3 separate regions of the Homo sapiens genome follow, and all the other regions are linked to region 1. The links are chromatin loops, found by intact Hi-C in ENCODE. Cell type or tissue: chondrocyte. All regions are shown on one strand.

The links. Hi-C counts contacts between places; a loop is a spot of excess contacts. Peaks named below come from ENCODE experiments on the same cell type or tissue, not always from the same donor. Only the 100,000 strongest peaks of a DNase experiment are listed, where the experiment ranks them.
Region 2: it touches region 1 in a loop (2.7-fold over the local background); 6 of 110 quality-filtered maps call a loop at or near these places.
Region 3: a loop joins it to region 1, with 3.0 times the contacts of the local background. A loop is called at or near these places in 7 of 110 quality-filtered maps.

What each region holds. Positions count from the first base shown.
Region 1 is chr12:63,663,492-63,671,491 of GRCh38, reverse strand. DPY19L2 (dpy-19 like 2) reads left to right here and starts at 2,999. Exons shown (of 22, transcript NM_173812.5): 1 at 2,999-3,435; 2 at 5,633-5,657; 3 at 7,647-7,734. The coding sequence starts at 3,099. RefSeq lists enhancers at 1,592-2,091, 2,092-2,593, 3,043-3,102. In chondrocyte, CTCF peaks have their summits at 2,920, 3,120 and 3,320; a DNase peak (open chromatin) is centred at 2,891.
Region 2 is chr12:63,762,810-63,770,809 of GRCh38, reverse strand. No RefSeq gene overlaps it. Among named protein-coding and RNA genes, the nearest start is that of RXYLT1, 13 kb to the left of the region's middle. In chondrocyte, CTCF peaks have their summits at 3,915 and 4,115; no DNase peak of the experiment used is centred here.
Region 3 is chr12:63,416,880-63,424,879 of GRCh38, reverse strand. No RefSeq gene overlaps it. Among named protein-coding and RNA genes, the nearest start is that of LINC03056, 47 kb to the right of the region's middle. RefSeq lists silencers at 4,483-4,542, 4,603-4,652 and an enhancer at 5,177-6,376. In chondrocyte, CTCF peaks have their summits at 4,359 and 4,578 (motif pointing left); no DNase peak of the experiment used is centred here.

The DNA.
Region 1 (8,000 bases):
TGCAAGAATATATTGCATCTTATCTAATTATAATGTGCTATTTTAATTGTCAATTAATCATAGATTAAATTATCAACGTAACTGCTTTAAGTTATTAGTCATTATAGTGATTAGTTAGTATACAGCTAAAATGTGACTCAAATAACCATTCAAAATAATGAGGTCAAAATAAGTGACCACTGTTACAGAAGCTGTAAAAACATGAAAACATCCATGATTCTATTCAACTGCACATAAAACTAAGTGTCATGATTTCCCTCTTATACACAAATCTACTCCTCTCCTTAGTAGGAGTAGATACATAATGATTTAGGCAACTATCTCTCAGTTAACTAATGAACCTAAAACATGTATTACTGTTTAATAATTACTAACATATCACTTGATGACAAAGAAACCAAGTGAGCAAAATATTAATTGGAAGTGTTGGCAAAAATAGCAACAACTTTTGCACCAACCTAAAAATCCTCACTACTGCACTATAGGATGGCCGGTCTAGAACATAATAAAGGAACATTTGTTTAAGCATGTGCTGTGTTTTTGATGCTTTACAAGCATTAATTCATTCAATCATACCATCAGTAAGACAAATATAACTGTCTTCATTTTTCAGATGAGGAAATTAATCCTAGAGTGGCTAAATTACTAGCTCAAGGTCATACATTGGTAATCTTCCTATATGAGTCCCCTGTGTAAAAGATTTAGAGCAGCACATGGCACACAGTTAATTTTATGTGTTTACTAAACATATGAATCATAAAATATATCCTGCTTCTTTTTTCCTTTAACATTATATCATGACTATTTTCCTATATCATTAAATATCCATGCAAAATGACTTTAGTGGCTGTAATGCTTCACTATATGAATGTTTCATAACTTAGTGTTTGATACTGAGGCCACTTCTATTTTTTAACGATATAAATAATAGCACAATGAACATTCTTATAAAAAGATTAATTTTTTAAATGATAAAAATGACCAGATTTGTACTTTCAAGGGCTAGACCATGGGTAAGAGCATTTTGTATCCCATCAGGACACCAAGTGATGCAAAAGGCAATTGGAAACTCCAGAAAAACCAAACTGACCAAAAAGAAAAACAATCACTCCACTTCACTTATTGTTCCAAAACACATTAAAACAGTCATATTTTAAAATAAGGTGCTTTGAGTTTGCCTAGCCATTCAAGAATATATTCTTCTTAACCACCGTAAATACTTTGTATTTTAAATGCAGTATTGGATAGATAGAATTTATTAGCTGTTAAAACTTGGGCAAATAACTACATCCTGATGCTTGATTTTAAAATTTGCATACAGTCATTGCATGATTAAGTGAGAAAACATTTTGAGCACCAAACACAATGCCAGGAATGCAGAAATGCTGCTTGAAAAAAATCTCCCAAAACAAAAAATGAGCAGTAGTAGCACTTACTGAATTTAACTGAGTGAGAAGATAAATAGTACTGTCAGTTAAGTGCTCTAGACCTTCAGAAAAAGCATAATTAATATGGGCTGGAGAAATGGGCTGGGGCTTGGAAGGTGACAGCATTCAGATGGGCAGGGAGAAAAGGATGCAAAAGCCAAGGGATGGCTTTTCCACATGAATAAAGGAATTCAGCAGTTATGATGTCTCAGGTTGTGGACTTTACCTGAAATGACTGAGATGGAAGATTTTGTGCCCGAGGAAGTGGGAAATTAAAGTTGAAAAGGTATATTGGGCAAATATTGAAGGCATTGGTGAGCAAGCCTAGGACTTGATTTGTGGGCCACGAACATTTTTGTGCTGTGTTGCATCAGGAAAAATTAACCTGGCCACAATGAGCCAGGCTTTAGATTGGTCAGTTAGGGTATGGGAGTTCAATGTGATCCATCATCAAACAGATGGGAAGTGAAGCGGTGTGGGCTCCAGCATGTGGCCCGTGACAGAGGACATGGAAAATGTCAGTGGCCCCAGTGCATCTGTGCCAGCCGCTTTGGCCTCTTGTAGGGCTGTGCGGTGACTGGGAGCTAAGCGCTCCCCTCTTAGTTGGTCCTGGCTGGTGCTGAAAGCGCTTGAGCACACCGCTCCTAGGGCTGATGACTTCTGAGGAACCTTATTGGAAAAGCATTTTGCTCTAAGATTCAGTAAACGCTGTCCCGTGCCAAGGAAGTGGCGTCAACCTGAGGCTCTGGGATCAGACCCACCGGACTCACGCCGGCTCTGCCACTTGTTGCCCGCAGTCTCGGCCCGTTCCCTCTGCGTTGGCAACGGGCACTGACTGTCCGATACCTCAGCGATCGTAGGGGAGTAGAGACGTTCCTAATGCCGGGCGCACCGCCGGCGGGCCGGCGGTTCCGTTGGCTTCCCTGACACACTTCCTACAGTCATTTCTTTCAGCTGAGATCTTTCCCTTTAATACCTCGTTAATTAACGTGTAATCTTTTGGTTAAAATGTCACAGCTAAGACTAAACCCGAAGAAAAGAATGAAACCACGGGAAGTTCTTCAGACAGTCGCCGCAAGGTTATGGGCCGAAGTGGTGCAGGGGCGGCGCCCGGGGAAGCGACTGGCAGAGCTGTGCGCACTGGGGGTGCTGCAGGCGCTGGGGAGAGTGTGGAGAGGCTGCGTGGAGCTGCGCGCTCGGGGTGGGGGCTGCACTCCCAATGAAGCGCGTGAAGGGCAAGCGGTGATGGGTTCTGCGCCAGTGGGGCTGGGAGCCCGTCCGGGGCTGTACATGGGGCTGCGCGCAAGGTGAGGACTGCGCATGTGGGCTTGGGGCCTGCGCGCACCGGAGGCTGCAGGCGCTGGGGAGGGTGTGGGGGGCTGTGCGTGGGGCTGCCCTCACCGGAAGCTGCACGCTCTGGGAAGCGCAGAGGCGGGGGTGCTGCTCGCGCTGGGGAGCACGTGAGGGGACACTCAGGGACTGCCCGCGCGAATGGCTTCCAACGCATGCGCCCCACCCCACATTTCACAGTCGCCATGACGACCGGGAGGTCCGCAACGGCTGCGGGGACAAGTCCGTTGAGGCTGCCAGGCGAGTCAGGTCTCTCTGGACCTCGCCTGACTCGGCTGGGCTGTGCCTGAAATTGACCCAGCTCCACCATACTCCTTGATTATGAGAAAACAAGGAGTAAGCTCAAAGCGGCTGCAATCTTCCGGCCGCAGCCAGTCTAAGGGGCGGCGCGGGGCCTCCCTCGCCCGGGAGCCGGAGGTAGAGGAGGAGATGGAAAAGTCGGCCCTAGGCGGCGGGAAACTGCCAAGGGGCTCCTGGAGGTCCTCCCCGGGGAGGATCCAAAGTCTGAAAGAGCGAAAAGGCTTGGAGCTAGAGGTGGTGGCCAAGACCTTTCTTCTCGGCCCCTTCCAGTTCGTCCGTAATTCCCTGGCGCAGCTCCGGGAAAAGGTGCAGGAACTGCAGGCGCGGCGGTTCTCCAGCAGAACCACTCTCGGCATCGGTGAGGAGAGGGCAGGAGAGCCCTAGGAGGGAGCCGCATGGCGCTTTTCTTGAGTCTTGAAGGAGATCAGTTTAACAAGCAAGGGTTTGTGGGTGCCTAGTAGGAAATAATAGCAAGGTCCGAGTAGAAAGAAGTTGGCCAAAGATCTTGTCATTGAACCAGGGGAGAGAGAGAGATAGGGAGTATATTGGTTTGAAGGGCTGTCAGATCGCAGAGAGTGTTTTAAGGTCTAGGAGTTTTAAAGGCTGAGGGGAAGGATCAAGAGAAGATGATGAGATTAAGATTCCAAGAGAGGAAATAATTAGTGGAGCAAGTCTTGCAATATTTGGGAGGGGTAGAATTAAAGGTACAAATTTGAGAAGCTAACTGTGGAAAAGAGGAGAGAGAATTCCTTTTCTGAGATGGCAGGGAGTAGAAAAGTGAGGATTACTATATGGAGAAATGTTAAAGTGGAAATAAAAGAAGTTGGGAGTGTTGGTGTCTAATGGTCTTTGTTTCAGTGAAGTATGAGGCTGGGTCACCTTCAGAGGTGAGATTGATAGGATGCCGTGGTCCAGGGGACATTCTTCTGTCACAGCTTGGAAAGGGCATGTGATAAGCCCTTCAAGCATTTAGAATACTGGCATCGTTACACCATATCATTTTTTTTCAGATGTGGTATGTGGGTTAAGGGAGGGAGTGAGAGACACAGAAAGATTTTGAGCATCTTTGGAAAGCTGGATGAATTTGGTAGTATATTTGACCTTTTCCTTATATATCATCTGAAGAGTTTTTGCCAGTGTATATAATTGTTGGGAGAATTAGAAATAGGATACAAATATAGTTGAACAGGATAGTCTCTGTATATTTTAAAATTAATGAAGCCTAATAAACAGTTAATGAGCATCTTTACAACCATTTAAAGTTTTCAACCTTTTAAAAATTATAGCAACCGTGCTTGCATACAGTCCAAAAATGCACCATGGGCCATACTTTGCCTATCCTGGTATAAAACAAGTAAATCTTCCGAGAAGTATTTAAGATAAGCCCAGGACAGTTAGTAATATAGGAAAAGATCTGGATAAGCATGGTTGAGAATTTCAACACTGCAATTTTTTAATTTTTAAAAATTTAATTTCTTCAATAATTATTGAATTAATTTGCATTTATGTTGTTAGCCAAGTGAAGTAATTTTTGAGTTTTTAAGAGGCTATTATTGGTGGTTTATAAGATGACTTGCCAAGTATATTTAGGATAACCATAAGAAATACCATTATAAAATCTCAGAAGGGAGGTGGGACTTCTGGAATAGCCAAGGAAATGCACTCCTCCATGACGACAATGAAAATACTTGGAAAATTATCAAAATCATTTTCTTCAAAACTTTGGAAATTAACCAAAGGTTTACAACAATCTAAAGGACATTAATTCAAGAAAAGATGCTGAACCTCTATAAGAAAAGCAAAGTTTGTGGTGTTTTAACTTGTTCTATTACCCACTCTTCTCTCTCCAGAGGAATTGAAAACAAGCAGTTCCCCAACCAAACGGGCACAGGCTGCGTTTGCAGCTCCTGTAAAAGCTCCATACCCAGAGCAGTGTCTCCTAGCTCCCAGGTGAAGTCTTATGTATACATGGGGCGTTGGCACAGGTGACTCCAGACTAGTCTCCTAGGCCATCTAGTAGCTCCTAGGTCTGGGCTCTTGGAAAGAGCTTGCAATTCATCAAGGGTTGAGCTGCACATTGGGGCTTTTAGATGTGCTGCTGAGGAAGTGATTGCCTGCATTTAATCATCTTCTGATGAATGCTAGAGAAACTGATCTAGAGTGGTTCGTCTTGGTTAGAACTACCTGAAGCATACTGTATATACTTACTTCTTTTAAAAATTTCATATAAAGGAATAGAAAATAATACTGAAAAAAATCAAAAAAGGTCACAATCATCCATAATTCCATCACTCTTACCAATTACCTGAAGTAAAAAAACCCTCTCAAGTTTCTCCCTTTGCTTGTCAAGCCCTGCTGCAGAGAGGTAAGCTCTGTTCAGAATTTGCTTTGTGTCCTGGATTTTTTCCTATGCTCTTAGAGACAGGATTAGCTGGCCGTCTTGCTTTGTGTGCTATCTTTCTAGACATGTAAAATAATACATTTGAAATACTTGTTTTAATGGTATTTTATAATAAAGCAGCTATTAATGACTTTCCTTTTTTTCTTTATTCCAGCTGTCTTTGTGGCAATTTTACATTGGTAAGATTTAGTTTCAGTTTGAAATATTTAAAAACATTTGAATTAAAAATTGCCATCACTCTTTGCATACAGTAAAACAATAACTTCTGGCTATATTTGTAGAACATCTTTATGTGCACCAATTTATACATGTATTTTGCTTTTTTACAAACCTCATATGTGAAACAGCATTTACAAAATAGATGCATTAGGGGAATAGTCACTTATGAATTAAAATATTTTTGCTTTACCAAATAATTCACCACACGTTTCTTTAAATATCTAGCTTTTCTAGTGTATTTTGTATGTGTAGTTCATTTAAAACCTTCCTTTATTTTATGGTAATTATATGTTGCTAGTGAAATAACTTTTTTTTTTTTTTTGAGACAGAGTCTTGCTCTGTCTCCCAGGCTAGAGTGCAGTGGCGTGATCTTGACTCACTGCAACCTCTGCCTCCCAGGCACCAGTGATCCTCATGCCTCAGCCTTCCAAGTAGCTGGGATTACAGGTGTGCACCATCACACCCAGCCAATTTGTTGTATTTTTGGTGGAGACGAGGTTTCACCATGTTGGCCAGACTGGTGTCAAGCTCCTGGCCTCAAATGATCCACCTGCCTCGGCCTCCCAAAGTGTTGGGATTACAGGCATGAACCACAACACTCAGCCAGTGAAATAACTTTGGTGATAAAGTTTTAGTAACACCTGCCAATTGGAAATCAGGTAAAAAAGAAGATAAAGATTCTGCAGTGGGTGTACAGAGTTAAATGGCTCTGAGTCTTTCAGTGTGCAAGCCTGTGTACATTATTTTACAAAAGTGTTTATAAAAATTTGTAAAATAATATTTCCTTCTGGAATATTTTATTTTTACCTGTGCTCAGTGATTTCTACCCTTGGGATGTATGAGATCTGCCCCTGTGTTCTATTGACACAGTGCTGCTGTAGACGTTTAGTCTGCAGGGAGATTTTGATGTTAGAACTGAGGCTGCAATGGTAGAGAATATTCCTGCAGTTTTTGGTACCCTGGCATATGGCCTACATGTAAAGAAGGGTTAGTGGAAAACAGGGTTAATATATGGAACTTTGCTTTATTTTCAACTTCACTGGAAAGTCTGACTACATAACTTAGCTATAGCATAATTGTTGACCATAGCTAATTTTGTTTATCACATATGCTCCTTTCTTCACTGCCGACAGCTGTTGAGTTTCACTACTAAAAGGTCTTCAAGTACACACCTGTATTCTTTGGCACTTGAAAGTTTATCCTTTATGTGATATTATACTTATTGTAAGTCTGCTTTGATCTAAAGTAATTTCACTTAAAATTATATTCTGAACCCTTTTCAACAGTTATGGAGGTATTTCCCAAGGCCAGTACATTAGAATCACTTGAAACTTAAAAAACAAACACTAACCTGCCTCTGTTCTGATTTGGAGGCCTGGGATGGAAGGAAGGGTGAAAAAAGCCACAAGAATTTTAGATATACAATTGAGGTTTTGTTTTTTTTTGTTTGTTTTTTTTAAGACAGAGTCTCACTCTGTCGCCCAGGCTGGAGTGCAGTGGCATGATCTCTGCTTACTGCAACCTCCACCTCCTGGGTTCAAGCAATTCTCCTGCCTCAGCCTCCCTAGCAGCCAGGATTACAGACATGCACTACCATGGCTGGCTAATTTTTGTGTTTTTAGTACAGACGGGGTTTCATCATGTTGGCAAGGCTGGTCTCGAACTCCTCACCTCAAGTGATCTGCCTGCCTCGGGCTCCCAAAGTGCTGGGATTACAGGCATGAGGCAACGTACCTGGCCACAGTTAAGCTTAAAAACCACTGAGTTAAGGAATTTCAGGTGTGTGCCATACTGGATTATAAATGCTGAAAAACATACAAGTTAGTAAGCAAATTATAAAATTAATATAACAATTTATTGTTTTCTTTTTTATGGCTTTCTTATTGCTTATTTTACTGTTAGTTTTGAAACTCGTTCTTATTGTAATATGATACTTCATTTTTTTCTAGGTTACATTTAGTAACACTTTTTGAAAATGATCGTCATTTCTCTCACCTCTCATCTTTGGAACGGGAGATGACTTTTCGCACTGAAATGGTTAGGTTTCTTCTTCTAATGAATTAATTTGTGGTTTAAGAATAGCGAGACTATGAGGTAGAAATGTATTAGGAATTGAAATGAACTTCTGGTCAACTGCACTGTTTCATAAGCTATAACCCAGGTTTATTATTTAAATAGTAAAGTGTTTGAGATTATTTTTCTGTTACTTCATTATCTCTCACCCTTTCCTAATGCAGACTTCTTTTTAAGATAATAAAGATGAATTATAATAGCTGAGGAAAGAGGACAAAGAAAGCACTGAA
Region 2 (8,000 bases), 99 kb before region 1:
TTGGCATAAGCAACTTCGTCTTTTCCTTTGTCTTTCCGTTACTTTTACCTATTTAGAAAAGTTTTAAACTGTTAGCCAATTGGGTTTTAATTTAGATTGTGAGGTCTGGCTCCAGCCAATGGAGACAGGACACAGTAGCAGGGACAAACTGTGTAAGGGATAAAAATTTCTTCCCTCCTTTGTTCAGGTATCCTCTCACCATTGTTCCATCTGTGGTGAGCACCCTTTCTGCAGAAAATAAAAATGGCTTTGCTGAGACAATTAAATTTATGTTCAAGTGCTATTTCTTTGGAGCACCAGGGAACAAGCATTCTGTTTCTAAATAAACATTTTACATATAACACTTATCAAGAACTTGCCTCATTATCCTAGTCTCACTGTTTGATTATCCAAAGCTGTTATGCCATGAATTCTACCCAAGCCCAACCAGTTTCCTGCTCTCAAGACCTACCTTAAAATCATCTTGCCCAGACCCTCAAATACTGTGAGTAATCCTGTCTTGATTTTCCTCATCTGAGACCCTACTCAGACTATCAAGTTTGTGTCCTTTGTTATTTTAGGAAACCTAATAAACTTAGTTTTGATTGATCAACAGGTTTTTCTGGTGTTCTTTTTGGGACCTAAAAACATAAAAAAATTTGTTTGCACAGTACTGTTTTATCAATACTGCTGTTGGTGTTTTTCATATTTGAATGTTGGTATTTTTTTCCTTGTGAGTTCATCATTGGTAAAGATGGTTTTTTTTTCCTGAGAGAGTTTCATTTGTCCTGGATTTAGGACAAATGAAAATTGCCCTGAGCTGTGAAAGTGTCTCCAGAGAGTGGGTTTCGTTTTTCATTGAGTTTCAATAGATCAGCACCAGTTTTTCTCTTTTTTTTTAAAACTGAAGTATAACATATAATATGCATATTTACTAAAGTATAAAATGTAATATCCATATGGAAAAGGACAATATAAATGTAGAGCTTAATGCATTTTCACAAAGTGAACACTGTTCTGTGACTTGCACCTACATCAAGAAATAGAATATCACCAGCTCCTCAGAAGCCCCACTGAGATTCCCTTCAGCCAATACCACCTTCACACTGCACAAGAGTAATCACCATACTGCCTTTGAACATTGTCGATCATGTGGTTTTCTGAATAGCTTCATTCATTCCACATTGAACTTGTGAGGTTCATCTGTATTTGTGTGTGGTGGTGTTGATCATCATTCTCATAGCTGTATAATATTTCAATATGGGAAGGTACTATAATTTATTTACCTGGATTAATTTTAATATTTTTCTTAGGTTTTGATTCTTAATCTAAACAGGTCTTTCTATTTTTCTAGGTGGGTTTTATTTTCTTCCAAGTTTCTGAGCAGCTCACAAACTAATTTATATCCTCCTAGTGCTCTTGGAAGAATTCCCCATTTTTCATGAGTGGGATAAACTGATATTCTAGATATTATGCAAGAGGTTCACTTCTACTCCCTTGCTTCACACAGGCCTGAAGTTATATCTCCTGTTCTGTAAGGGACATACTTGATATGTATTAGTTAATAACTATTTTCTCTCCATTGTGAATTTTTATTTTTCTTATTGTAATATTACCCCATTTATTCCATTTAATTCTTTTTGATTTAAACTCTACCTGAATTAATATTTCCCTGTTGGCTTTTGTGATAGACTGAATGTTTGTGTCTTCACAGAATTTATATGTTGAAATCCTAATCTCCAATATGATGGTATTAGGAGGTCGGGCCTTTAGAAGGTGATTAGGTCATGAGGGTTAGGCCCTTATAAATGGAATTAGTGCCCTTATGACAAAGACCTTAGAGAGCTCCCCCATCCCTTCTGAAAAGATGGCTATCTCAATCAAGAAGTTGTCTCTCCCCAGACACTGAATCTGCTGTTACCTTGATCTTGGACTTCTCAGCCTTTAGAACTGGGAAATAAACATTGATTATTTAAGCTACCCAGTATATTGTGGTTTGTTATAGCAGTCCAAACAGATTATGACAGCTTTCTGTTTGTGTTTACAAATTGGATCTTCCATTCCTTTATTTTTATGTTTTTTTGGTTTTATTTTACTTTAGATTTGTCTCTCAAGCAGCACATGGTTGGTTCTTACTCTTTAACTAGTATTTGCCTTTCATTATGAGATTTTATACCTTTTGTGTTTGAGGTTGTAATTGCTACATGTAATCACTAGTTTTTGCTAAGCTTCATATTTTTTATGTATCCTTGCTCTTTCTTTTGTTTTTGATATTTTGCTACATAAGTTTAAGTTTAATTTACTTTTGTCTTCTCCAATAACTTGGAAGGAACTCTGAAACTTTAAATTCTTGAATAGTTTTTGTAAGTTGTGTTTTAATGAAAATAACATTTAGCTCATATTTCTCTAATTGTCAAAATAAAAACAAAATGGTATATTTTGATCTTTTTCTTCCTACTCTTTGTGAGGATAATATGGGTTTAGAACCAGATGCCACGAAATTACTGACTTGACATGATGCAGTGTATCGGCAGGGGTAGGACGTGTTACTGTTCACAATATTTGTGTCGCCTGCTCACAGGAGAATTACACATGCTTGCCCTATTGCTTGATCTCAGGCGTGGCCACATGACTTGCTTTGGCTAATGAAATTTTGAGCGGAAGCATCCATGTGGCACTACCGGCAGAGCTTCAGGAGCCTGCACATACTCTGCCATACTCTTGCCCACAGGTCACTGTGATTGCTACTTTCTAGATGGTTTCTGTTCCCTCAGCTGGGTGCTGCTGCACTAAGTGTCTCTATTATGAACAGAGCCGTCCTGCTGATCAGCCATCGACATATGCCACAAACAAGAAAAATTAACCTCTGTTTTTATGGGCCACTAAGATTTTAGGATTACTTGTTACCTCAGCCTTACTTAGCTTCCCCTGCCTGATATGATGATATTTGGAGAAGCCTGACAAGAGCTTATGAATGAGTTTGCTAACAGAAAATTAATATGGTAAAATCTACTCACAATGTGGTGACCTATCTATTTTAGTAACCAAGCAAGAGATTGTAGATGTGTTTCTGGAATGTCCAAGAACTGTGTGGAGCAAAGCCATTTTACTTTCCAGGACAGAAATTAGTGGTACCTTCAAGAGACAGAGTTACAGAGGCCCTTGCAAACCAAGTATTCAATAATTAAGAGTTTTGTCTGTACCCTGAAGGCAGTGGGAATCTGCTGTATGGTCTTAATCATTCATTTATTCATTCAACAAACATTTATCAAACAATGATTATGTGCTCATTACTATTTTTAGTCATGGGGCACCTGCTGTGAGCAAAACAGAGTTCCTGCTCAAATTAGTTTTCTTTCTTTTTTTTTAATTCATTTTTTCTTTTTGGGAGGCTCAAGTGATCCTCGCATCTCAACGTCCTGAGTAGCTGGGACCACAGGTGCATGCCACCATACCTGGCTAATTTTTTTTTTTTTTTTGGTATGTTTTGTAGAGGCGGGGTTTTGCCACGTTGCTCAGGCTGGTCTTAAACTCCTGGAATCAAGTGATCCTCCTGCCTTGGCCTCTCATAGTGCTGGGATTAAAGGTGTGAGCCACCATGCCTGGCCTTCAAATGAAATTTCTTTGTGGCAAAATGGCAAGCTATGTCTCTGACACTGTGGTAATACCCGCACAGCCAACTCAATAGCTTCAGACCGGACTCTCCTTGCTTATTGTCTTAAAAGTTACTATGGGTAACGTTTGAACAACAGTTGGCATAATTCATGTCCCAAGTATGTATGTAGCTATGTGCAAAACATGTCACACAGTCAGCCTGAACAAATGATATCTGAATCATATGACCCAATTTTCTAGTTTAAACAAAAATAGTATAGGCTTGAAATTTATCTATGATTCAAATAAATGTTGGGGGTTTTGATGTGGGAAATTTAAATACATTTTGTAGTAGATTTTGTGCTCCTTGCTCTGACATCGTAGCTTCTTGAGTCAGCAAAAGAGAAAGGTTAATAAAGGTGGCACTGTCCAAAAAAAAAATCACTGAAAATTTTTGGATAAAACAATACTGTCAAGATGAATTATTCCAAAATGCAGTTTTTAAAAACTGCATTTAAAGAAAGTGAACAGAGGAGGGAGCTGTAGGTAGAATTTTAACCACATGCATACCACTATCTTTATATTAGAGATTTCTGATATATGCTAATATAAATGTACACATTACTAAAAAATTATATTACACATAAAAATTGTATGCTTATGTATCTGTGAATTGGAGATGTTTGCTTGCAGGTTAAAAAAAGAATGTTATAAGGTTGATTCTAGGTTTGTTATTAAGGATACCTGTGTTCACAAATGATGTCCCTTTTTTTAAATTCTTTTTTTTGTGAGGTCATTTTTTAATTTAATTTAATTTTAATTTTAATTTTGAGACCGGGTCTTGTTCTGTTATCCAGGCTGTAGTGCAGTGGTGTGATCATGGCTCACTGCAGCCTTGACTTCCTGGGCTCAGGCAATCCTCCCACCTCAGCCTCTTGAGTAGCTGGGACTATAGGCAAGTGCCACCATGTCCAGCTAGTTAAATTTTTTTTTTTAAGAGATGGGGTCTCTCTATGTTGCTTAGGCTGGTCTTGAGCTTCTGGGCTCATGCAGTCCTCCCACCTCAGCCTCCCAAAGTGCTGCGATTATAAATGTGAGCTACATGCCTAGCCAAGGTCACTCTTTCATAAGTAAACCATGTTTCTCAGGTTACACCAATCAAGTGGGCAAAGTGAATTAATAATAACAATTTTAAAAAAGAAAGATTTCTTGGCTCTGCCACTATCACTTTGCATGAACGCTTGTCTCCTCCTTGATATTCCTGCTACAAATATCTCTTCCCCCGTAGCCTTTGTTATTCACCTCCTCCTTCACCTTGGTTTGCCGTGGTGCCATCTTCGTCTTCTGTATGAAACACCTAGGTAAAGCTCAGTGAAGTTGCCTTCATTACTGCTGCTGGGAGAGGTCTACACTGACACTTCCCTGCCATATTGATACAAGTGGTACTAATATTAATATTAATATTGGTGCCAAGGGTCTCTTGCCACTGCCAATATTGCTGGTATGGTATCCACTAACTATGCAAAATATTGTCAACAGTGCTGCTTATATACAGCTCCTTTATCCTCTGCTCATTTTTCATCCTAAATAGATCTCTTTAGTTTTATTTCCATCAGGCCTTAAAATATGCCCAGTCTTGCCTGTATAAAGGCTGTTTAGAATCAAGCTTGGATCTTACAAAGATTTTAGGACAATTGTATTGCCATTTTTTGCAAAAGCCAGAGAGGGAGGGGGGACCCCTATTACTGTGTATATCTGAGATAATATAATCTGGTTTGAACTTGTTCATGGAGCTGAAGATAAATGTATCTTCAGCAACCATTCATTGAATAACCTATTCTCTATTATTATTTTTCTGTTCAGATACATAAACAGATCTGTGCTATATTGCTGTCTGGTCTCACATCAATTCTATTCTATACATATGAACAAGTTCAATTTAGGCAATGTTTATTTCTAGAGGTAATTTTTTCCCTTTGGCATGTGTATATAAAAACTTTCCACTGCTGTAAACCCTTCCTTCCTTCCTTTCATCCTTTTTTCCCCTTCCTTCCTTCTTTCCTTCCTTCCTTCCTTCCTTTCATCCTTTTTTCCCCTTCCTTCCTTCTTTTGTTCCTTCCTTCCTTCCTTCCTTCCTTCCTCCCTCCCTCCCTCCCTCCCTCCCTCCCTCCCTCCCTCCCTGTTTTCCTTCCTTCTTCTCTTTCAACAATTTTCCATGGGTCTGTCATGTTTCTGTATGTCTTGTGAGGAAAGGCGTTGGGCCATCTTTGTTCTGGACTGTTTTCTCAAGGATGTTTGTTAGCAAAGAGCCTTGGAAGATGGAGGTAGTGTCTTCCTCTGGAGAAAAAAAAGCAAGGTTATTTACTGCCCAGTATCATAAAGAATGATTTTCTTCGGGGCGAAAAGTTCAAGCAGGCTTACTGCCCATCATAAAAGATTTGGGTTTCCCAAGCTCAAGGATCCTCAGCTGTGAGGCAAACCCACTGCGTGAGCAGCATCCACTTGGAGCCCTCTGGCTTGCCTGGCAGAGGTAGAGGCAAGGGGAACTGGCATGAAACATGATCCTTAGGCTACTTGCTGTGCCTTGGTCTTTGACCCAGGAGTCTTGGGTCTTCTGCCAGCATCTGTGGAACTGTGGCAGGCTGATTTATTAGCTTACAAGTAAGGTAAAACCTCAGACCCTTCACAGTTTCTGATTCTGTCTTCCCAGCATTAAGATTCCTTTTGAAGAATACCAAGTCCATATGAAAGACTTTATAAATAATAATGCATAAGTACAGATTCGTTAGTGTAGGCTGTTTAATTGTTGACTGATTTCTGATGGAAAAGTCTGACAAGATGTTCACAGCTCATATTTTCTGAGAGTTTCAGTTTTTGACAGATTGATCTTTTAAAATATTAGGTTGTTGAAGTTCTTATTTTCTTATTAATCTCCTATTAATGTTAAACTTCATTGGGACTTTATCTTCCTAAAATACATATATAACTCGTAAAGTTACTCACAGTATTTCAAATATTTGAAGCCACCCATGATAGTCTATTTTATCTCCCTGAGTCTCCTGTATGAGCTAAAATTTCTCCAATTGCTTTAAGTGGTGTGGTTTTGAGTCTGATCACCATTCTATACTTTCCTCTGAAAAAGTTTCACTACAAAATGTGGCATCTCATTTTTCTTTTCCTTCTTTCCTTTCCTTTCCTCCTTTCTTCTTTTCTGTTCTCTTTTCCTTCCTTCCTCTCTCTTTCTTTCTCTCTCCTTCCTTCCTTTCTTTCTTTCTGCTTCTTTCTTTCTTTCTTTCTTTCTTTCTTTCTTTCTTTCTTTCTTTCTCCTTCTCCTTCCTTCCTTCCCCTTCCTTCCTTCCTTTTCTTTTCTTTTCCTTTCTCTTTCTCTCTTTCTTTATTTCTCTTTCTCTTTCTGTCTCTTTCTCTCTCTCTCACTTTCTTTCTTTTCTTTCTTTCTTTCTTTCTTTTTCCTTCTTTCTTTCTTTCTTTCTCTTTCTTTCTCTCTTTCTTTCTTTCTTTCTTTCTTTCTTTCTTTCTTTCTTTCTTTCTTTCTTTCTTTCTCTCTTTCTTTCTTTCTTTCTTTTCCCCTCTGTCTCTCTTTTTCCTTTCTTGACAGTATCTCACTCTGTCACCCAGGCTAGAGTGCAGTGGCATGATCATAGCTCACTGGACCCAAGAACTTCTGGGCTCAAATGATCTTCTTGCCCCAGCCTCCTGAGTAGCTGGGACTACAGGTGCATGCCACTATGCCCAGCTAATTTTTAAAATTTTTTGAAGAGATGGGGGCCTTGTTTTGTTGCCCAGGCTGGTCTCGAACTCCTGGGCTCAAGTGATCCTCTTATCTCGGCCTCCCAAAGTGCTGGGATTACAGGTATAAGCCACTGTGGCCAGTCCCATATTTCTATACACTAGCAATGTATGGTTGTAAATGGAAAAAATATTAATAACTATACAATTTATAATAGTTCCCTGTCCCCTCAAAAAGAAAGAATTTAAGTATAACTCTAACTTAAAAGTATCCAGGATATGTATGCTGAGCACTAAAGAAAACACTACCTGCCTGGGCAACATGGTGAAACCCCGTCTCTACCAAAAATACAAAAATTAGCCAAGCGTAGTGGTGCACGCCTGTAGTCCCGGCTACTCAGGATGCTGAGATAGGGAGATGGTTTGAGTTTGGGAGGCTAAGGTTGCAGTGAGCTGTGATTGTGTCATTGCACTCCAGCCTTGGTGACACAGCCAGACCCTGTCTCAAAGAAAAAATAAAAATAAAAAACACTAAAGAACAAAACAAAAATGAAAGACCTAAATAAATAAATGAAGAGTGATAACTCTGTTCATGGATTGAAAGACTTAATTAACATATCAATCATTCCCTAATTGATATATAGATTTTAATAAATTCAAATAAAAATCCAAGCAGGATA
Region 3 (8,000 bases), 250 kb after region 1:
ATGATTGCTATGTGGAACTGCATTATATCTGTGCATATGTTTGCAGATGTCTGTGTTTGTCATCTATCATCCCTCCCCACCCCATACACATGAGACATCATCTTTATGAGGGCAGCAACTTTATCTGTCTTCTTTCCCGCCACATCCCCAGTGCTTAGAATAGGGAACAGCACATAGTAGGAAGTGTCTGGCAGATACTAGCAGCTTAGTAAACTCTTGAGTGATGTGTAAAGCATATTTATATAGTAAGATAGAAAATTTAACTCCCAGAGGTTCTCTTTTGGGGAACAAATTGCTTGTATGGAAGGCATACTTTAATAAGTCATTGCTGTGCAGAACGAGACCCTAAAGGATTCTTAAGCAATAAAAATAGTTGTTTAGTTGTTCTACATGAGGCATAGAGAGGGATTCACTTTATTCCTGAAAGAGAGAAGGAGGTAAAGTGAGAAAAGGACAGAAAGAGAAAATTGAAAGCTAAATATTCCATAATAATGTTGATCTTTTAATGATTCCCATATATGCATCTTGTCATTGCAATATGTGTGCTAGGAATGGTTTTAACCCAGAGAAGAGTGAAGAGTTCTATTTGGCATCTGAAGCAACACAGTCTACCAGGACTAGGAGGCAGAAGAAACCATGAGTCAAGTCTCTGGAGAGCTAGTAAAATCTATGAAGAATGGATAGACTTTGCCAAGTCACAGAATTGGTAGAAACCTGAACATAGTACGTACTTCAAGCACCTAGAGGCAAAGGGCCTGAAATCATAACTAAATTCCATTTATGTTTCTCATATGCTGATTCGAACATTCACTAGTTGAATTCTCTGCTTTCAGTGGTTGAAAATGAATTCTTCCAGGGTCGGAGCTTGTAGGCAGGTGTCTATCTTTACAATGACACAATCTATTGCTATCTCTAATAGAAGACTGGTGTTCTTCCATATTTATAAGCCTGTCATACTTGTCTTTCAAGGTTGTTAAACCATGCGTTGGAGTCTTTTTTGAAAAAGCATATTTAAAAATTAATTTCTTTATTTCCAGAGTTTTCAACTTCAAAATATGTGTAACAAAATTGTAAATGTTAGAAAAGTCATCATTAGCCATAAAAATAATAAGCTCAAAGGTAGAAAAAAAACTAAATGTGTTTCAAAAGCCCTTCTTGATTATGAAGGATAGTGAATAAAAAGATATATACTTAAGTATTTTCTCACATACAATAGTGTCATTGTCCTCTCCAATTGTTTACTTTTTCTTTTCTACAGGATACAACAAATTTTATTTTTATGATACCATGACTTGGTTCTGCCCACTCATCATATTCATTTCCTATTTCTTCAGGAGTGGATATTTGTTTGGTTTTTTGTTTTCTTTTATTATGTTTTAATCTTTTTTCTTCTGCAAACAAACAAAACTCACACATATTAACTCTGCAAACTTGTAAATATTGTTGGCTTTTCTGAGGATTTTTGACTTTAGCAATACTATTTCACTGGACTTCAAGACTAGAGAATCAAGAGAGAAGAAAGAAAGGAAGAGTATGGAAAGTGACTCAGAGCTCCCAGTGTGCAGGCACTGTCCTCTTTCAGTCCTCTGCCAGGGTCCTTGCTCCAATAATGGTATTTTAGCTTCAGCACCAAAGAAACTCAGTTTATCTGTAAAATCACAAGCAATTATTCACCCTTGGCCATGGTTGAGTTAATCTAATGGATTTAAGAATTAATTATCTAGGTAGGAGTGTATGTGGGTGGTTTAAAATGTTTGTACATTTAAAGCTTTGTGCGCTTCTAAAGGGGACTGGAAAAAAACGCCTTTTCCTTTGTAAAAATCATGGAACGTGTACAGGCAGCTATCTTTATGAAGGTCAACTTCACAAGCACTTCTACATGAGTTGAAGTTTAATTGGGCAACTGTTGTTTCTAATTTTCCACAGGGTTGCTTTTAATCCTTCAGTATTTTTTTTCTGTTTTCCATTCTACTTTAGCACTATGCACAATGTAGGAGTAAATTTTTTTGTAATGGTGGAGTTGTTTCCTATATCACACCATCTGGGGTTTAAAGTAAGATTCCAAAGTAGAATAAAAAAGCATCTCCCAAGGTCAAGCTCCATGCTCCAATTTCAAGGCTTCTTTGGCCTGCCAATGACCTATGGCATATTAATGCCCTCTCTGCACCTCTGCATTTTTGTGGTGTCTCAGACCATCTACATGGACATCAGAAATGGACATTTCTTTTGTTCTTGAAACATGCAGGGCCTGGGGGAAATTCTGTAGTCTTCCCTCTTTTCTGTGCCCTATTCAGGAAAGGGACATGGATCTTATTTTCCTAAGTCTTCAGATCTGTCTAGGGTCCTATAACCTCTGACATCCCACTTTGACTTTCTCTGGGAAAGGCGTAGAGTCCCTGCAATTTTCTAAACTTTTTGTTTCCTCTCTGATTCTTTCCTTCCTTGTCAGATACACAACAGTTCAGGCATTTATCCTTGGTTGAAACCATCTTGTTTAGTTTTATGTTGACTTGTCTACTGTCAGTCTCTCATCACTAGAAACTAAAGTCCATGAGATCAAGACTTCTACCTCATTCACTTCAATATTCCCAGTGCCTAGAACAGTAGCTAGCACACAGCAGGCACTCCAAATATTTTTGAATAAATGAATGGATTAGGGGCCATTTTATTTAGTCGTAGATAGGATGACTTAAAGAGAACAAACCGGATCAATCAACTGACCAGATGAATTTAAGCAACGTTATCAAGTTCCTTTGACACTAGTTTTATTTCAGAGAGTGATGTAATGTAATTTCCATGGATACAGAGGGTACCAATCTCTTTTTGAAAAAGGAATATCCAAGTGACAGGAATATCCCAGAGTGAAAAGTGTTAGATGTGTGCCAGTGGGGGAAGGAAAGGAAGGACATTTAGGGGAAAACAACTGTGGTTATATTCAAAGATGAAATGTCTTAAGCCCTCAGTTATTACCCAGAGCAGGATTCTGAATCATGAGAAACTGTTCTCAGCTGAATATTCTGCTATAGCTAAGAAGGGCAACAAAACTGTAACCCTGATCAGAACCTTTACTGGAAAGTACACATAAACATGTGCAAATCTCCTTTCAAATAATGAAATAATGGCAAGTACAAGGAGTTGAGGTTAGGTTTAGTGGCTACTACTAGAAACTCCTTGGGCAACCTTGATTTCTGCAATTCAAGAAACTTATGATATTGTTGGATAGGGTCAAGAAAAGTGACAATTACAATTATCTCTTTGATTCAAGACAGTGTGCCTGAAGGGGTTGTTCAATGAAGACTGACTTCAAATATTAGGGTCTTTAGTGAAGAGAGTTGAGAGGAACCAAGAAAGACTAGGAAATATAAATAAAGCCAAAATAATGATAACAGAAAAAGGAAATGAAAATATATTAAGCACTAATGCTAAGCTAGTTGCTTATATAATCAAATTTAATATTCACAACAGCTTCATAAGCCAAGACACTATTATTGTCATTTCACAGAGGAAGACATTGGGACTAAGAAATGGTAAGCAATTTCCTAGACTCACACCCCAGATCTGACTTCAGAGCCTCTGTTCATTCCATTTTTAATGATTGATTCATCAAATCTTGTTATATCTGAACTAGTATATTTGCAGGACACCTTAAAATGAAGGAGAAATAAGTTTAGGACAAATAGATTAGAACTACTTCTAATGGCTATTAGTGTGATATGACTTGTGATGTAAATGAGCCAAAGATAATGCTATAGTTTGAATGTGTCCTCCAATTTCATGTGCTGGAAACTTAATCCCTAGTGCAACAGTTTTTAGAGGTGGCACCTTTAAGAGGTGATTAGGTTATGAAGGCTTTGCCCTCATGAGTGGATTAATGCTGTTATTTGGTTGGTTATCAAGGGGGTGTGTTCCTAATAAAAGGATGAGTTTGGCTTCCTTCTTTCTCTCTCTCTCTCTCACCATGTTATGACACAGCAACGAGGCTCTCACTATATGTGGACCCTCAATCGTGAACTTCCCAGCCTCCAGAATAATGAGGCAAATACATTTCTGTTCATTATAAATCACCCAGTCTGTAGTATTTTGTTATAGCAGCACAAATAGACTAAGACAGATAGCTTCTGTATATTGATCACTTGGCTATTTAATATTTCTTTAGTGCAGGCTGAGCAGCAGAGCAAATTCTAATATTTACACATCCAACTGTTTGAAACAAACACCAAATAGCACATTTTTAGCCATTTAGAGCCTGCCTGTTTCGAATATTCTGTGAAACTGTGCCCAATGTCTGCTAGCAAATTGTAAGATAAGCCTGGAGCCATAAAGACCGTAAGCTACAGTCCCTTTGGAACTCTGTATTTGGAGAGTCCCTGTTGTGCTGCTGACATTGCCTAGACACATAACCACCTATTTAATTTCCCTCTTCCTCTAGAGTTCCCTTGCTCTCCTCCCTTTGTGAGTAGTTATCAAGCTGTAGCCTCCAGATAGACTCCTGCTGTGAGGGACTTCCTCACCATGTAAATCCGTCAAAGTGAAGTGCTGCTCAGTAAAGATGTGTGTGCTACTGCCACCTCGTGGTCACATGTTTTTTCTTGATCAGCCCAGCCCGCAGATTTCTAGAACCCCCTACGTGAATGAAAATGTTTTTTAAAAAATGTCTTGATCTTGATTGATATCTGAGCCACTCCTGATTATTGGGGAAACTACACCATTTGGGAAGCTCCTTTATCTTAAGGAATTGATGTCAAGAAGACTAATCATACTCAAAAGCAGCTTTTAAAAAATAAAGTAAAATAGGTTACTTAAAGTTAAGCCTTCTCAGAAACTTTAATATGTGTATCCTTTCCATGGCTCTCAAAAGACCTCTAAACATTGACCTAAAGTATGTTTAATAAGAAATTATCTCTTATTATTATCAGAAAGTGGGTCTTAGTGTTGGAGACCAGAATATGCCACCCCAAAATATGCTTCTTTGGCTTAAGAATTATTTTGAGTTAATTCTTTGGAGAAACTATAGACACAGGAGAAGCTTAAAAACAGAGCAGAAGTTACCATTTGTAAGAGAAATTTACATCTATAAGGGAAATCTCCATTTGTAAGGGAGTTTCCTCTTTGCACTAGCAAGAGAAAGATGGCTCTAAATCACTAGACATTCTTACCTATGAAGAAGGCACTGACTTAAATCTGCCCAATGTAATAAATAAAGTTTCAGTGCCACAAAAGAAATGCACTCAAATATAAAATTTTCTTTTTAATTCTCAGCAAGGCAATGTGCTTCTATAGAAGGGTGCGCCCTTACAGATGGAGCAATGGTGAGCGCACACTTGGACAAGGGAGGGGAAGGGGTTCTTATCCCTGACACACATGGCCCCTGCTGCTGTGTTGTTCCTCTATTGGCTAGGGTTAGACCGCAGAGGCTAAACTAATTCCGACTGGCTAATTTAAAGAGAGTGACTGGGTAAGTTGTTTGGCGGGAAAAATGGTTATGGCAGAGCAGGAAATCAGAATGAGTCTGGGCGGAGAATGAGCAGGTAATTGGAATGAGTCAGGGTGGAGTAGGCAATCAGAATGAGTCAGAGTGGAGCAGGTAATCGGAATGAGTCAGAGTGGAGCAGGGAATTGGAATGAGTCGGGGTGGAACTGGTAATGGGAATGAGTTAGGGTGGAGCAGGTCATCGAAAAAGGTTGCTTTATGAGGAAGTTAAGTTTAAAAGTAGAAGACAAATAATTGAACATACTGACATATTGATTCCTTGAAGAGAAATTTAGAACTCATATCTAACACTAACAAAACTTACATTGGTTTACTCTGCTTTTCCTGGTCACCTCCCCATAACTAGTACCATAAACACCTTTCTTTCAGCTAAAGATGGTATTTAAGGCTGAATTCAAAGCCACCTTTTTGAGATTTTCTCATTTCTTTATCTCCCGTGTATACATGAGATATATAAGATAATAAACTTTTTTTCCTCTTGTTAATTTGTCTTTGGTTATAAGGATCTGTCCCAATTAAGAAATATGAAGAGTAGAGGGAAACTTACTTCTTTCTCCCCTGTGCTGGTCAGGGCTTAAGTCTGAGCTAAGGAGATTATTTTTTTTTTTCATTTCACAACCTTGTTGATCCATCTCATTGAATGTTCCTTTCTGGATGCCTTCATAGCTCTACACAGGCACCTTGAAGTGCAGGGAAAGCCAACATTTCTAAATAAGTTTTAGAAAAAAGAAATTCCTTATGCTCTAGAGTATATATCTCTTACAAAATTTCTTTCTGATTCAGGTTTTAAGGATATAGCTTACTTATGAGTCCATATTAGAATCCATGACTCCTGACTCCATTCATTCTAGATTACTTTATAGGAGCATGAAAGGATAACCATACATCTTCATGTGTGCTCTCTCTTTAGATTTAGATCTGCTATTAGGAAACCTGCCGGGTTAAGTGAATTATCAGTTGTTAATGTTATATCATCTTTTCATAACAGAATAGCCTCATACTTTGAGATTCTTGAGTCAGTAAGCTACCTTTTTGCTTTTTTGACTTAGGATAGTTCTGACCTGGTGAGGTGTGCTCACAATGAGGTTTCCTCTAAAAGTTATTTTTCTACTTTCTTCTGTTAGCAAATTCACTACAGATTGAATGCATTTGGGCAAATCTGTGGGTTACTGGATGAAGGATTTTTATAGGAAGGCTATGGGTTGTCAGTGGCCTCCGTGCTTTTGGGCATGTACATCTAAGGCTATGCCCTTGTTTACACTGACCAAAAAATAGAATGGCTGCTTAAGGAGGGTAAAGCTAGGACACGGGCAGTTACTAACAGATGTTTTAATCTTTCCACCTATTGGCTTTCTGGTAATTGCCAAATGAGGGGGTTTGGCTCGTCTTGCGTGAGCTTTTTTTATATAAGGGTTTTGTTTTTAGGATATAAGAGTCTATCCATAGACAACAGTACCCGACCAATCCTAAAATTTTCGAAGTTCTTGTTTGTCTCCGGCAGAGGCAAGGATATGATACCTTCAATCTCTTAAGCTCAATTCTCTGTTTGTCTTTGCAATTAAATGACTTGTTCTAATATTTGACTAAATAAATTTGGAGATTCTGTAAACCCTTGGGGTAAGACTGTCTATTGGTCTTGCTATTTTCGACCAGAGTGAGGATCTTCTCACTCAAAGGCAAATAGATCCTGGCTGTCCTCTGCCAACAACCAAGTCCAGAAGGCATCTTTTAAATCTACTACTGTAAACCAGTGGTGACTGGGGATCCTACCGATAATAGTATAAGGATTGGGAACAACAAGGTGGGTAGTTTGGACTATTTGATTAATAGCTCTAAGGTCTTGCACTAAGTGGTATGACCCATCTGGCTTCTTTACAGGCAGTATTGGAGTGTTATAGGGAGACATACAGGGTTAAGAAGCCCACACGGAGAAGACATTCAATTATCAATTATAGGTTTTAAATTTACCCTGGCTTTTAAAGGAATAGGGTACATTGCTTTCTCTTTACTATTCCCCCAGGGGTTTTTAAGTAAACATAAACTGGAGGAATCTGTAACTTTCCTCAATTCCTGTCTTTTGGCCATATCTTGGGATGAATGTGTTCTTCATCTGCAGTGGTGAGCAATAGGGAGAGGTGGAATTTTCCATGATTGATTTGGAGGCCTAAGCCTAGTTCTAGCATTAAATTTCTTCCTAATAGATTTGTCCCTGCTTCCAGAATTAACAGAAATTTAATATTAGCTGATTTGCTTTTATATATGACTTTTGTTCTTTTTCCTATTTGGGACATTCTCTTTTGAGATGACCTATTTTTAATTGGAAACATTTGTTTTGTCCTCTTTCTCTCCCTTTGCCTCTCCCTCTCTCTTTGTCTCTCTCTGTTTCTCTCTTTCTCTCTCTCTCTTTGGCTCTCTCTTTCTCTCTCTCTCTCTCTCTCTCTCTTTGACTCTCTCTCTTTGACTTCCTCTGTCCCCTCTGTCATTCTCTCTCCTGTAAGGTTTTTTTTCT